Regions from separate parts of the Homo sapiens genome. Here region 2 is linked to region 1. The links are chromatin loops, found by intact Hi-C in ENCODE. Cell type or tissue: IMR-90. All regions are shown on one strand.

The links. Hi-C counts contacts between places; a loop is a spot of excess contacts. Peaks named below come from ENCODE experiments on the same cell type or tissue, not always from the same donor. Only the 100,000 strongest peaks of a DNase experiment are listed, where the experiment ranks them.
Region 2: it touches region 1 in a loop (8-fold over the local background); 2 of 110 quality-filtered maps call a loop at or near these places.

The regions. Positions count from the first base shown.
Region 1 is chr7:46,453,149-46,461,148 of GRCh38, reverse strand. No RefSeq gene overlaps it. Among named protein-coding and RNA genes, the nearest start is that of IGFBP3, 540 kb to the right of the region's middle. In IMR-90, no CTCF peak of the experiment used is centred here; a DNase peak (open chromatin) is centred at 4,678; H3K27ac peaks cover 1,480 bases.
Region 2 is chr7:46,382,749-46,390,748 of GRCh38, reverse strand. No RefSeq gene overlaps it. Among named protein-coding and RNA genes, the nearest start is that of IGFBP3, 470 kb to the right of the region's middle. In IMR-90, a CTCF peak has its summit at 523; a DNase peak (open chromatin) is centred at 4,558; H3K27ac peaks cover 331 bases.

The DNA of each region.
Region 1 (8,000 bases):
GAGACTGCTACATTGCCATGGCATTCCAGAAATTTCTGTGAAATGACAAGCCAGGCGCAGTGGCTCACGCCTGTAATCCCAGCACTTTGAGAGGCCGAGGCAGGCAGATGACGAGGTCAGGAGATCGAGACCATCCTAGCTAACACCGTGAAACCCCATCTCTACTAAAAATACAAAAAATTAGCCAGGCGTGATGGCAGGCACCTGTACTTCCAGCTACTCAGGAGGCTGAGGCAGAAGAATGGCATGAACCCGGGAAGCAGGGTTGAAGTGAGCTGAGATGGTGCCATTGCACTCCAGCCTGGGCAACAGAGCAAGACTCTGTCTCAGAAAGAAAGTTCTGTGAAATGACAGTGAATAGTGGGTGAAAAATCTGGAAAATGAAAACATCTCAAAATGGGAAACTGAGTTTTCAAGACAGATGACTATAAATTTCTGAAATTATAAAAAGAATGAATGAATATCAAGAATACTACACCAATATATGGTTACTACTTAGAAAAAAATATAGTTATCTTCAATCCTGGGCCTTACTAAGATAACCACATTAACTTTTAAACATTATCTTATAGTGCATGTGTATTTGAGGGTTTCTTTACTTTGTAGGTGCTTCACTTCACCTCTCTTGGTTTAGAGATCCAAACGTGTTGGGTGAAGGAGTAATTCAGCTCAGTGGACTTCAATGGCACATGGTCCATTTTCTATCTGCTCTAAAATATACTGTATTAATAGAAAAGTGAAGTATAGTGAAGCCAACAGATCAGGAGATAATTACCATTGAAAAGATAGTTTGTTACCCAGTTCCCATGAGGAGAGGCACCACACTCCATGCAGGGACCTGCAGGGCAATACCAGGGTGAGTTAGGAGGCAGAGGGAGAGAAGGCCCACATGGGTACAGCCTTTGCTGTGGTTTCTGCAGGAACAATTAGGCAATGCCAATGAAGCAGGCTTAGGATAGGCTAGTTTGAATCATTTCCAGACTCTGGAGCAAAGGAGCTGTCCCTAGTTGTGTGGTACTTGGTCCTGGAGTGAACAGGGCAGGTGGACAGTAGCCCTGACTGTGAGAGCCCCACAGTGGAGGTGCCTAAAAGTGTGGGTTTGGATTGACAGATTTGTATTTGAAAGTGTGTTCCTGGGCAAGCTGTTATCTATCTTTAGGAATTAGCTATCCTTAAGGGTCAGCAAGGCCGCAGAAGTCAAGGTAACAGATCATAAAAAATAAAATACATACTTAATACACATCTGATCTTGTCAGAGGTATTCAAATTAGAGAGATCCCATATTGAAAAGGGGCTGGGTAAAATTATGCTGAGGCCTACTGGGCTGCATTCCCAGGAAGTTTGACATTCTTAGCCACAGGATGAGATAGAAGGCTAGAAGACTGGCACAAATTAGAGGTCATAAAGACCCCACTGATAAAACAAGATGCAGTACAGAAGTTGCTAACGCTCTCTGAAGCCAAGATGGTGACAAAAGTGACTTCTGGTCTTCCTCACTGCTCATTATATGCTAATTATAATACATTAGCATGCTAAGAGACACTCCCAGCAGTGCCATGACAATTTACAAATGCCATGGTAATGCCCAGAAGTTAACCTATATGGTCTAAAAGGAAGAGATGCCCTCCACTCTGGGAATTCCCTACCTTTTTCCCAGAAACTGCCTATTTCCTCATGAATAATTCATGCTTCTTTTAGCATATGAGCAAGAAATAAGCCTTAAAATAGCCAGCCCAAAGCCCTCAAGGCTGCTCTGCCTATAGAGTAGCCATTCTGTTCTTTCTTTACTTCTCTAATAAACTTGCTTTCAACTTATTCTGTGGAGTTGCCCCAAATTCTTTCTTACATAAGATCCTAGAACCTTCTCTTGGGGTCTGGATTAGGACTCCTTTCCAGTAACAATCGGAGAGCAGACATACTGTTAAATTAAATTTATCCTAACGCCGTCTTTTTACACATTTGAAGTTCAGGCTAAAGGTTTCTCCATACATGGTTACACCTAACTAGATATATAAATAGACTAGAATCTACTATCTTAAAAAATAGCCAAGTCACAATCACAGTGGCTGCATTGCATCCACTCACAGTTGGCCAATTTTTCAAACCATGCTCAAATAAGGCAAATTCCAAGCTGTCACTAGTCCAGCTGTTTCTGTACCTCACTTCCATTTTCTATACGTCACTTTCCTTTTTCTGTCCATAAATGTTATCTGATCACTTGGCAGCCCTGGAGACTCTCTGAACCTATTCTAGTTCTAGGAGCTGCCCAATTTGATAATAGTTCTTTATTCAATTAAACTCTGTTAAATTTAATGTATTCAAAGTTTTTCTTTTAACATGCAAACTGAGGACTTTTGCCAGGCCAAGAAGGCAAGATCAATACAATCTATGCTGACTCTCATGGCTGCAAATCAACCCTCTCCCATAGAGCATGCTAATTCGGATTTTATTATAAAAGCTCAATTTTGTTTCTTTAACTTTTCTCTATGGGTGTGGAGCACAAGAGTGCATACACACACTTTTATTTGTTTATTTTTTGCCCCACCAACCTCTTCATTAAAGCCATTCTAACCAGTTTTTGGCCACATGTTTTGTAAATCTTGTCTAACACATTACTTTGGAAATTGATATCTTTATATTTCAGCCAGAAGTTCCATTTTAACATCTTATTACACTCATTCTAGGGCAATTTTTGCCTTTTCATAAAGTATCAAGAATAATATTTGGCTACAATTCCCATATCTGCAAAGATCAAGCAAACTTCTCTGTAAGTTAGTAACTATTATTATTATTACTGCTACTACGACTAGTCTAGGAGTTTCTAATGGTCCTAAAGGAAACCAAAACTATTTAACCCCAAAATATACTTCTTTGACATATTTTGAGATGGCTGTTCAGAGGTCCTGCAGATAAAAGTAGCCTTGCAAAGCTGTCTTTTGTGGGGGAAATTTCCTCAGTAGAGGAAATAAAGTGAAATAAACAATGGATGCAAGTAGGCTTTCTCTGGAGGCCCCTGTGTCTGGATCTAGAAAAGATTAACTGAGAGTCTGATACCCTTAATGGTCTGATGAAAACCATTACCACTGATTACCATCTACTCTCTCTGAGGGCTGCTACCTGGGGTTTCATCTGCGTGAAGTTTCCAACTGCTTTTGCCCTACACTTTTCCTTTATTCCCTTTCCCATAACCTGTCTTGCCCTATTCCAAGCCCCTCTTCTTTCTGTAACCTCAGGATGGATGAAACTTGTACCATCTGGTCCTTTCTTTGAGTTTTCTTATTTTTTATGACTTCCATTTACACATGTGCATGTAATATATTTGCATGCCATTTTTCCTATTAATTTGTCTATTATCAGTTTGTTTTATATATTCAAATTATCCAGACTTCAACGGGAAAATTTAAACTTTCCTACAGTCCCAACACACTTCTGTGAGCACTTTTAAAGCTCCTGGGATGAAACTACCTTTGCCAAAATTAGAACAGTGAGAAAATTATGACAGTGAAAGAGATCTGATCTAGCAAAACTGTCTTGCCTTTAACCTCTTAACTACCCTTAATCATTCCTGGGTTTAGGCCAAGATAACTTTGGGAGACATTTAGTTTATAGTTTAAATAATAATAATAGTCCTTCCCCAAAACTAAACTGACTTTGTAAAGCTAGTGAAAAACCATCAGGTTAGATGGATGAGAAGCCTGAATTCTGCCAAGGTATAGACTTAAAAACAATTACCAGCCATTATTCCGGATGTCACAAGATATGAAATTTCACTAATTACTCCTGCAGATAACATCATTATTATGGAACTGAAGATTAGCCTTTGAGATGTCTTTTCAGGTTTTTGCATTTCTAATGATGATGGCTCCACCTGGACCCACCAGCCATCCTGTGGCCCCACCCAGAAGAGAACCACTATCCACACCCCCATTCCCTTGCCCGCCAAACTATTCTGGAAAAACCCTAGCCCCCAAGTTTTGGGGGAGTTGATTTGAGTAATAACTTTGTCTTCCAGGTGGCATGGCTGGCCTCATGTCAATTAAACTCTTTATCGAAGTGCTGTGGTCTTAGTCAATTGGAGTTGTTTGTGCAACAGGCAGTAAGAACTCGTGGGGTGTTTACAGGGAGAGTACCAATTAACACAATAGTTACAATGAACACTCAAGATGTGAGATATAATAATAAATATTTTATTTGTGCTTCTCTGCCTTCCCCTGCGAGTCACCATTGTGAGTCTCTTTATGTCTTTGAATTTTCTGTTTTTCTACTTTTTACTGTATTTTTCTTGATTTATAAAGATAATACATGCTCTTTAAACAAAACTCAAATATTATATAACTAAGAAAAATAAATGTTTCAATAATTTTATCTTTTAAGTTAATGATATTGATGCAAATTATTTCACATTTTTCTTTTACATACTTCTCCCATTAAGAATTAGCTATTTTATTATTATTAGCTCCTTTATATTAAATAATGGAATCACTGAATATCTAGAAATCAACAAATCCTTTCTAGATACCATGGTTAAGCATAGCTTGGCTTGGTAAGCAAAACACATATTCTGAATACTTAAAACCAAAATCTTTGGGATGTTTTTTCTCTTGGCTCATGTGCAATTCCATAACACTGACGCATAACATTCCATTAAGTTAGATGCCAGTGGGAAAGTCTCACGTGACTATGCTGCATGTTCAGTCTCTAGACACACTCTGTCCATGTCTGCAGCTGAGCCTTTCCCTTAAGCATTTTTCTGACCCTGGACACATCTGGACTCCTGCCGTGGTGTGAGCACCTCACAGGCCCTGCCCTTGTTCAGTCTGTGTCTGTTTCTCTAACTCCAGGCACAGTGCCTGGGCTAAACTGAATAGATTCTCAAGAATTCTTGTGAAGCACAGTAATAGGTACATTTTACAAGGAAAACCAAGAAGAAATGCAGGTTGATATATATCATAAGCCAAAATTCGGGTGTGCAGATTGGATCCAAGAAGTGTGTGAGTCAAATGGACTACGACAACTGGCTTCACTCCAGCAGCTTGATTAGAGCCCTGGGCAAAGAAGTGTCTGGTACTCTCTGCCACACCACACACCTTGGCATGCTTAGGTTCCAGGGCACCGTGGGTAATCCTTGGCACTATTTTTTTTTTTTGAGATGGAGTCTCGCTCTGTCGCCCAGGCTGGAGTGGAGTGGTGCAATCTCAGCTCACTGCAAGCTCTGCCTCCCGGGTTCATGCCATTATCCTGCCTCAGCCTCCAGAGTAGCTGGGACTACAGGCGCTGGCCACCACGCCGGGCTAATTTTTTGTGTTTTTAGTAGAGATGGGTTTCACCGTGTTAGCCCTTGGCACTATTTTTATATGGTACAGCCATAAAATGGAATGAGTTTGTAAAAGTGAGACCCTATGATGAAGAGTTTGTGACTGTCAAAGCTGTGGACAATGTTAGGGTTAAAGGGAGAGCGCATTCGCTATTTTCCAGTATCTAAATAGAGGTCATGTAGAATTGAAGACCACTCTCATTTGGACTGACTTCAAAAGATAAATTTATAAGATGTGACAAAATAAGATTTAGTGTATTATGAGGAATGTTCTATATGATTCTTCAGGTGCACCCTGTCCAGTTGAATCCCAGTTGCCTGGAGGGATGACCCACTGATTAGTAGCCTTTACAGCTTTCCTTCCTCCCATGCCTCACCTCCCTATTCTCTCTCTTGTGCTTCTTGGGGAATCACCTCCAAACGGAACCTCTTGCACTTAAGATCTTGCTTCAGGATCTACTTTTAGGTAGAATCTAAACTAAGACATCTATTCCTGCAGGTGTGGGGCTAGGTTATGGAGTATATCCTAGTCCTCACTGTTGAAGAGCACGGTCTGTTTGGAGCAGATGGACATTACAATGAAAAAGGACTGTGAGAGGGATTCCATAAGGTCATAAGACACATGAAGCAGGTGGTAATCAATTCCACTCAGGATGCTGAAAGAAGACTTACAGAAGTGTCCCCTTGAGAGGGAACTTGAAGAATAAGCAGAAACTGACCAGGCTCATAATAGATTAGCAGTGTTTCTGGCACAGAAAATGCCATGTGCACAGAGAAGGAGGCTGCAAGCAACCACAAGACAATCAGGAGTGACTCCAGGAAGACTGAACAGCAGCCTGGGAAGCCACGGGAAAACAGAAGGAGACGGAACTGCAGAGCTTGAGCTTGCCAGGAGCAGAATGTAGAAAGCCAAGCTCTGGGCTGTGAGAATTTGGCTGCTATAGTATAAGCAGTGGGGGGACTTTAGAAGATTGAAATTAATAATAATAAAACAAATACAAAGAGAGTAACATAATCAACTGCCATTTTAGAGAGCGAGAACTTTATTTGCAATGTGAAGAACATGAATTGTCAGTAGGGAGTTCAGAGAATAATGTATTAAAATTATACCCCTCAGAAATTATTAGTGTCTTGTCCAGGATAGGGACTGTAGAAGGCAGAGAAGAAAGAAGGGTTATGAAGAATGTATTGGAGATACAATCAACACCACGTAGGATGGATTGAAGGAGTGTATGTATAAGTGCATGCACATCTGTGAATGGTGATGCATTGATAAGAACTATTAAGGCAGACACTTAGATTTTGCTCTTGGGTGATTGGAGCAGTTAGGAGATGTGACTAAGTAAATATGTAGCAGATGAGATAACTCTCCAATCATCTGTTGACTCTGAGCTGGAAATGTCCGGGAGACAGTTGGGAACATCTCCGCGGCCCAAGGGAGAAGTCCAATCTGTGCACATGGATTTCTTCATCCTCTGTACAAAGAATAACCCTAGAAGAATAGAAGAGAAAAAAAATGCCAACTCTGAAGAACATTAATTAAAACAAATTTCAGATTTTATGGTAATGACTCCATGGTTTTCTATTACATGACTATTAACCAGCCCTTAGGAAATGGACGTTTGTTGTCAAGTATTTCAATTATATAAAGAACATAGAGTTCATTATAGATTCTGGATATTAGACCTTTGTCAGATGAGTAGATTGCAAAAATTTTCTCCCATTCTGTAACAAATTTACAAGAAAAAACAAACAACCCCATCAAAAAGTGGGCAAAGGATATGAACAGACACTTCTCAAAAGAAGACATTTATGCAGCCAAAAGACACATGAAAAAAATGCTCATCACCACTGGCCATCAGAGAAATGCAAATCGAAACCACAATGAGATACCGTCTCACACCAGTTAGAATGGCGATCATTAAAAAGTCAGGAAACAACAGGTGCTGGAGAGGATGTGGAGAAATAGGAACACTTTGACACTGCTGGTGGGACTGTAAACTAGTTCAACCATTGTGGAAGTCACTGTGGTGATTCCTCAGGGATCTAGAACTGGAAATACCATTTGACCCAGCCATCCCATTACTGGGTATATACCCAAAGGATTATAAAACATGCTGCTATAAAGACACATGCACACATATGTTTATTGCGGCACTATTCACAATAGCAAAGACTTGGAACCAAGCCAAATGTCCAACAATGATAGACTGGATTAAGAAAATGTGGCACATATACACCATGGAATACTATGCAGCCATAAAAAATGATGAGTTCATGTCCTTTGTAGGGACATGGATGAAGCTGGAAACCATCATTCTCAGCAAACTATCACAAGGATAAAAAACCAAACACCACATGTTCTCACTCATAGGTGGGAATTAAACAATGAGAACACATGGACACAGGAAGGAGAACATCACACACCGGGGCCTGTTGTGGGGTGTGGGGAGGGGGGACAGATAGCATTAGGAGATATACCTAACTTTAAATGACGAGTTAATGGGTGCAGCACACCAACATGGCACATGTATACATATGTAACTAACCTGCACATTGTGCACATGTACCCTAAAACTTAAAGTATAATTTAAAAAAAACACAGAAATTAATATACTTGTATATATGTCTTTTCCAACTTGTAAAATTAGCTTATTGAGGTAAATTTATAAAATAGAGCTGTACA
Region 2 (8,000 bases), 70 kb after region 1:
GTGTTTTGCACAATGCCTGTGAGATTTCTTAAATACACTGTCATTTCAATATTCTAGAAACTCACTCACTCAATTTTGTCACAGAGGAAAGGTATGTTTCTGGTGCTTTTTTGCTTTGTTTTGCCAAGTAGAAAGTGAAGTCTCTTCCTTGCACACTGAGGAGGGTCCCTGGCACATTCACCGCTTTCGCCCTGCACATTCTCATCACAGGCAACTCTCACAAGAGCCCCAGGGAAGGCCTTCTCATCTCCACAGAACAGTTAAAAAAAAAAAAAAAAAAAAAGACACCAGAAAACCAGATGTAGTGAAAGGCAATGCTAAGAAACCCTGCAGTTTTTCACTGTGTTTGGTGTTTCCTGCTGGCCCATGGCATTGAGGCTGGGTTTGCTCTTGGAAGCTGGACATGCCACCCAGGATCGCTTCTTGTTTCTACAGATGGGAATTAGATAAACGGACCCAGAATGGTCTTCCACTGGAGTGTCCACAACTTAATCTCCTTCTGTTTCAGTCATGAAAGAGTGCCATCCTTGGCCAGCAATGGGAATAACAAGAGGAATTTTGGAATACATGCTAAATCTCAACCATGACTCTCAACAATATGCACACAGAGACAGGATGGGGGTGAAGACGTTCATCCCCTGCCACTCTGTCAAGAGTGGTGCAGCCAAAACCAAATCCACCTCTCTCCAACTCTTTCCCCAGCCAGTCAGGATGCAACTCCATGGGACAACACAGATGGAATTCTCAGGTCAGCCCAAAGCACAGAGTGGTGTCAGTAAGTGACAGCTCTTAGGTTTTATTCCCACAGATCCCTGTTCTTGAGGTATAAGGACCAGAGAAGAGACTGGGAGCACCCATGAATATTTCATTTAACTTTTAGCTGTTTGTAATCAAGCTGCTTCCAAATGATTACCATTTAATTTATAAATGCTCAAAATGCAATATTTTAAATATTTTACTTGGCCACGTCATCTGAGATGCAGGTCAGTATCTGCCCCAAAGGTGACTCAATGCACCATCTTCCATTTTATGCTGTCTGTGACTCTACCTGGCCTCAGCATCTCCAGCCTTCTCTGAGGTTCTAGGAAGAGAGCTGAGCTGACCTCTCCTGTCAGCAAGTGCTCTGGGGCCCTCTGGCTTCAAGTCCAAAGGAACCTGGCACTCTACTCTGCCCCAAGAAGCAGCGGGGTTATTAGAAGACCATGATTATGGCCGTAAAAGTAAAATGGAACTGGCTTTTCCTATTTTATGAAGAAAAGTAACATTTAAGTTAGAAATCATCATAGGGAAACTTCCTGAGTAGTTGGAAGGACTGGAGAAAGACTTTCCAGGAATGACACCAATTTCCTGGCACAGATGAGAAGTCAGCCGTCACCCACAGCCACAGCTGAGCATCCAACATTAGGAACTCGGCTTGACTTGACTGATGCAGCCATTAGCACTGACACCTTCCTAAGCCTTGAATTTGACATTAAACTCCTGAGAAGCCATTACTGCAGCTGCTGCCACTGTAGACAGCCTGCTCCTCTACCCCAGCCAGCACAGACTAGTCTATGTTGCCCACTTCAGAAACAAAACCCAGGCCCTGTATGACTGAGTGTCAGCCAACATCACAGACCTGTGTCCCAGCTGCAAAGGGGGCTGAAAACATGAGTCACGAAGTCCACGTGAAAGGGTCCCATCATCGGTGACATTGTGAAAGGTTAATGGAGAAATATGGATAAGGTACTAAAATATAAAAGGCAGTCAGGAGTACCACACATGACCACAGCAGGCTGTGGAATCCACAGAACTGGGCTGGCTCCCATCCCTGATTCCACACTTGGTGTTTGATAAATGGTAGTGAGTGCAACCCAGTGGGTTCACTTTGCCCACTGCCCAGAGAGAGCCGATTTATCAAGACAGGGGAATTGCAATAGAGAAAGAGTAACTCACAGAGAGCCTGTGGTGCAGGAGACAGGAGTTTTATTATTACTCAAATAGTCTCCTTGAACGTTCGAGGATCAGAGTTTTTAAGGACAGCTTGGTGGGTGGGTGGAAGCCAGTGAGCCTGGAGTGCTGATTGGTCAGGTCAAAGATGAAATCATAGGAAGTCGAAGCCGTCTTCGCGCTTTGAGTCCGTTCCTGGGTGGGGTCCACAAGATCAGATGAGCCAGTTTATCAATCTGGGTGGTGCCAGCTGATCCATCAGGTTCAGGGTCTGCAAAATATCTCAAGCACTGATCTTAGGAGCAGTTTAGGGAGGGTCAGAATCCAGCTGCATGACACCTAAACCATAATTTCTAATCTTGTGGCTAATTTGTTAGTCCTGCAAAGGTAGTCTAGTCCTCAGGCAAGAAGGGGGTTTGTTTCGGGAAAGGGCTGTTCTTGTCTTTGTTTTAAATGATAAACTATAAACTAATTTATTCTCAAAGTTAGTTCAGCCTACGTCCAGGAATGAACAAGGACAGCTTGGAGGTGAGAAGCAAGATGGAGTTGGTTAGGTCAAAGCTCTTTCCACTGTCTCAGTTACACTTTTGCAATGGCAGTTTCACACATATTAGTATTCAGAGTTCAGGGCTCTCTTACAATGCCTTTCCCCAATCTTAGGATTCAGGGCTGCTCTGCAACACATTTTTTCCCTCTTTCAATCTGAAATTTACGGCTCAGCAGAGTAAAAGGGGCTAAGTAGACAGGAAGTCTACTTTACTTTTTAAATTTTCTTTACTTTACTGTCATCCTTGATGCCAAACTATACCCTTGGAGACGTTCCCTTAAACATCTCATTCTTTTCTTGCATCAAGCACAACCACAAAACCCTTTTTTATTATTAAAAATTTCCTATATTCTGACCTCATTCCTTATTTCTATTGTTAGGCAATCCACTTCCACTCAAAAAAAGGCATTAGGCAAATGTGTGACACATTGTGTTTGAATTCTGTGCCTGGTATTATTAGCTACATGACCTTGACCAAGTCACCACTTTCTATTATGTCATCAGCAAAATTGCTGTAAGGTTGCCTGAAGATTTAAATGGGGTAATTCATGTAAAAGTATCTGGTACTTATTAGATTCTCAATAAAGACTGATTTCATTCCTCAATGTATGTAAAAATATCTGGTACAGTATGCAGCATACAACAGGCACTTAAAACATGTGTTTATATTTTCTGTATTTTAAATTAAAAATTCAGAAATATCATATGAAAATATGTCCACTTCACTTGAAGTCTCACTGAAAACAAGAAGCAATGCAGCATCATGTGTTCACATAAACCTGTGGATTTAGTCCTGTCTTAGCTCATTCAGGCTCTATAACAAAAGTACTACAGACTGGGTGGCTTTACCAACAAACATTTATTTCTCACAATTCTGCATACCGAAAAGTTCAAGATCAAGGTGCCAGCAAGTTTGGTATCTGGGGAGGTCCTGCTTTCTGCTTCACAGAGGGCAACTTCTTGCTGTGTCACCACATGGTGGAAGAAGCAAAGAAGATCCCTTGGGCCTATTTTATAAGGGCACTAATCCTGTTCATGAGGATCCACCCTCACAAGCTCATCTATCCCTAATCATCTCACAATGGCTCCACCTCCCATGATGATATGAATTTTGTGGGGACAAAATGTTCAGTCTATAGCAATCCCCATTTGCAGAAAAGAACTGAGGTTCTGAAAATGGAGAGATAGTACCAAATTGGCCATGAAAGAATAAAACAAAACAAAACAAAACAAAACCCCATGGTCTCTCCTGACGTGAGTTGATGAATCACCTAGCAGTCTGGAGATGAACTGTCTGCAAAAGGTCAAGATAAGGTGGGCTGCCACCAGGAGAAGATCGAGGAATGCAAAGCTGCATTCCTTCAGAAACAAAAATAGGCCCGGGCTATAGCAAGATGTGATTCTAAGGACCTGAAGATTAAATTGTAAAATTCCTTCTAGAGAAACTCTCTTCAACAGCTAGGGATAATAATAATATGTTCCTGAAGTCAAAACTGACTTGAAAATCTGTAGGCATTGCAAGGACTGCTCGCTGAAATGACAGACACATACATTTTATTTCTATAGCTCCTGGATCATTATGCAATGTATGGGAACATAGCTCAGAACACTAAGCCACCACCAAGGGGGAAAATCAGCAAATTCAACCATGAGCATCAGTATGACCTCTGTATGTGGGATGGATCAGGACATTGCTCATCAGAAATGAAGCAATAGTATTTCATCGGTTTTGATATTGGTATCAATAAATGTGTAAATTGATTTATCAGGCCTATTACTTTTTGTCAGCTCTTTCTTATTAATCTTGAAATAAATCTTAGTATATAACAATGTTCTAGGCTTCTGGCTATAATGGACCTTGTCCTTTTCCTATGTTATATACAAGAAAAGAGATACCTGATTATCAGAAAAAAATATATATTTTCTGATGATTCACAAAGTCACAAGTTCTGGGAAAGTGAAATAGTTTTGAAGTAAGTAAAAATTTGGTCATGAGTACAGGATTTGGCCAAATGACAAGATAATTTGTGGGTGAAGAAATTCCTGGATCTTGGATTGGAATAGGGTTAGGTTATAACTTAGTGGGCCCTTGTTGTATTTAATATGTGACTCAGAGCCTGTTAATCTTGCTGTGTTGGGTTTCTCTGGGAGAAGTAGCATTTGTGATTCATTGTGGACCTAAGAATCTTCTTATTTTTAATCATATTTGGGAAAGTTTTTTCAATAACCATCTTGATGTTTTATTCCATGGCAACACTGTCTTACTACAGCCACAATGTTGGGACCTTCTTGTCTTATCTTTAAAACAAACAAAAAAATTCTTTACATCTGGTTTAGTCTAACATGAAGTGTTTAAGTTTCCTGGAAGGAATTAGTGAATCTATGAACTCTGCATGACACATAAAACAATAAAACAAACTATGCCCCTTGCACAATAAGATTAATATTGGCAAAATGAACTGATATAAAAAGATTTTTTAAAAACAAAAAATTAAATTTTTTAAAAAATAATTTACAATGAAACTTACAAAAAATTTAGGAATTTTGTTTTAAAATAATTCACAGTGGAACTTGGAAAACTGTATATTTCAAATACCACATATGTAATTCCTGAGATAATATATGTATATTTGTACATATCTTTTTGAAATGAGCAAAATCAATTTGAATTTAGTAATTTAAGATTATTGGACACCAAAGTGGCCTTGTTTTGATGGACTTTATTTTTGGGTGTAATGTAAAACTCATAGCAAAATTGAGTGAAAAATATAGAGATTTTTCCATAAACCTCCTAGCCCACACCCCCTACCCCCACAGACTCTCCACTATCAACATCTCCCATCAGAGTGGAACATTTGTTAGACTTGATGAATCTACAATGACCCAACATTATTAACCAAAGATCACTCCTGATGTACATTCTGTGGGTTTGGACAAATGTATAATGACATGTATGCACCATTACAGCATCATACAGAAGACTTTCACTGCTTTAATAATCTTCTGTGTTCTGCCTATCTGAACTAGCTTTTATTTATTTATTTTGTTATTACCATATGTGTATTTATTATAAAATTCCAATAATATGGAACTAGCAAAAGTAGAAAGTCAAAGGTCCCTAAAGTCTCTCATGTTCCCATCACCCCAGCAAAGACAATCTCAACTGAAATTGAACCATAATTTCTCCAGCTTCATAATCTTTGGCCTTAAAAACTTTTTGTGTGTACTGTACAAAAATACCTAACTATGGGATGTCACGAATATATTCTTCTGCATTTTATTCTATGAGCTTTTCCATTTCTCCCTTCTTTTTCAGAGGAAAATAGAGATCAGGACCTATGTATCTCCATAGAGAGATTAAATTGCTCTAGTGCCATTTGTTAAAAAAGATTTTGCCTTTTTTGTACGTTGATCAAAATTAAATAGACTGTTCTGATTTCACCTCAGGCTTTTAAAGTATTCAAAAGTTGACATTCCCTTCTTCACAACAAAAAAAAATTTAAAAAATAAAAATGAACAATTTGACTTTGACCCATTAGAGAGTGAAGTCACAGGACAAACCACCATCTAGAAACCTGAGAAGATAAGTGCCTGTAAAATATACAATGTTTGAAAAATAAATTTTATATGTGAAGAAAAATAAAACAGATGCCCTACTTTTTTTAATTTTTTTTTTTTTTGAGACAGAGTTTTGCTCTTGTTGCCCAGGCTGGAGCGCAATGGCAGGATATCGGCTCACCGCAACCTCTGCCTCCTGAGTTCAAGCTGATTCTCCTGCCTCAGCCTCCCGAGTAACTGGGATTACAGGCATGCGCCACCACACCCAGCTAATTTTGTATTTTTAGTAGAGATGGGGTTTCTCCATGTTGGTCAGGGTTGTCTCAAACTCCTGACCGCGGGTGATCCACCTGCCTCAGCCTCCGAAAGTGCTGGGATTACAGGCGTGAGCCACTGCATCCAGCCCAGATTCCCTACTTTACACCACATTCCCAAGTGGATTCCAGCATATTAGAGGTTTGGATATAAAATATAACAGAGTAAAGTTAATAGAAGAAGTTAATAGAATAAATTATAGGATTATATTTTTGACTCCCAAAAGAAAATCCATTAAGTAAAATATTTATTAATTTTATTAAATGAAAATTAAATTCCTATTTAAAATTAAGGATGTAGACTTCCATTTTCAACTCTGACATGTAACAGATGGGAAGTCATCACTTCTGTCCTTAACAACAAGAAAAAAGCTGGACAATGTAAAAATCAGTGACCTTTTTTGGACCCATCAGATAACTGAGATCACAGAGCAAACAACCACCTCAACACACGGAACAGTGAATGCATCTAAAGAGATAAAGCAGATGAGATCTGTTTATCTAAAGAGAAAGCCGTGGTACCCCATAATCCTGTAGGAACATGAAACTAGAGGCTGAGTGTGGGCTGCATGAGGGTGAGAAGTTCCTGAGTCATTAGTCATATGTGGGTCACACTTTCTTAAGCTTTTTTCCATATGACCCACCACCTACTACACTCTCATGAGAGGACTCCCCAACTCCTCTCTCTCTCCTCTCCACTTTCTTTTTTCCTTCCCTATCCTGGCCTCACCTCTCTTTGGCCCTGGCAGTAAAGGGGAAAAGTGGTCATCATGAAATCTTCTCTAACCTTTCTTCCTTCCAATACAGAAGGCTTAATTCCAGTGATTCCACATGACAAGAGTGAAATTCAGTCCCAACTAGTGGGGGAGAACTCTACCCTGTTTCAGTACTGCTCAAAATGCCCTTCCTCTGTCACCTCAGGCAAGGAAATAAACACACACAAAAAAACATAATTTATAGGGGGAGGGCTCCAAAGGCACAGATTTCAAAGGTTGTTAGCTACATGGGAGGAATGAATTAGATTACAGGGAAAGTTTTAACCCCGAATGAGGGAACTTTGAAGGCCTACACCTCAAGATAGCCCATTATGAACCCCAAAGGATGTAAATTAATCAAAAGATTAGAGATTTCTTCTCTTCAAACACACATAACCTAGAAATATGTTAGGAAACTTTTAGTAAAAATAACAGTAGACTACAGCAAGAAGTGCAAGAAAGTCACTCTCTCTGAGGACTAGAACAAATGGAAGCCACAAAACCAAGAGAAGAGAAAAAACAGGGACAATAGAGAAATTGCATGCCTCTACTGCCTGTAGGAATAAGAAACATCAAACAGCCCAACTCTTAAAGGCTTATTTAATCTCAGTATTTATTACCCCACACAACAAAAAATTTACAAGCCATGCTAAAAAGGCAAGAAAAACACAGTCTAAAGAGACAAAACAATTATCAGAACCAAACACCAGTATGGCATAGATGTTGGAATAATCAAACAAACATGGAATGTGACATGACAATGATTAATAATAATATGTTAAAGAGGTTAAAGGAAAAATATAGATAACACACAGGATGAGATAGATAACGCTAGCAGAGACAGAAACTCAAAGGAGTCAAAAGAAAATGCTAAATATTAAAAACACAGTAACATAA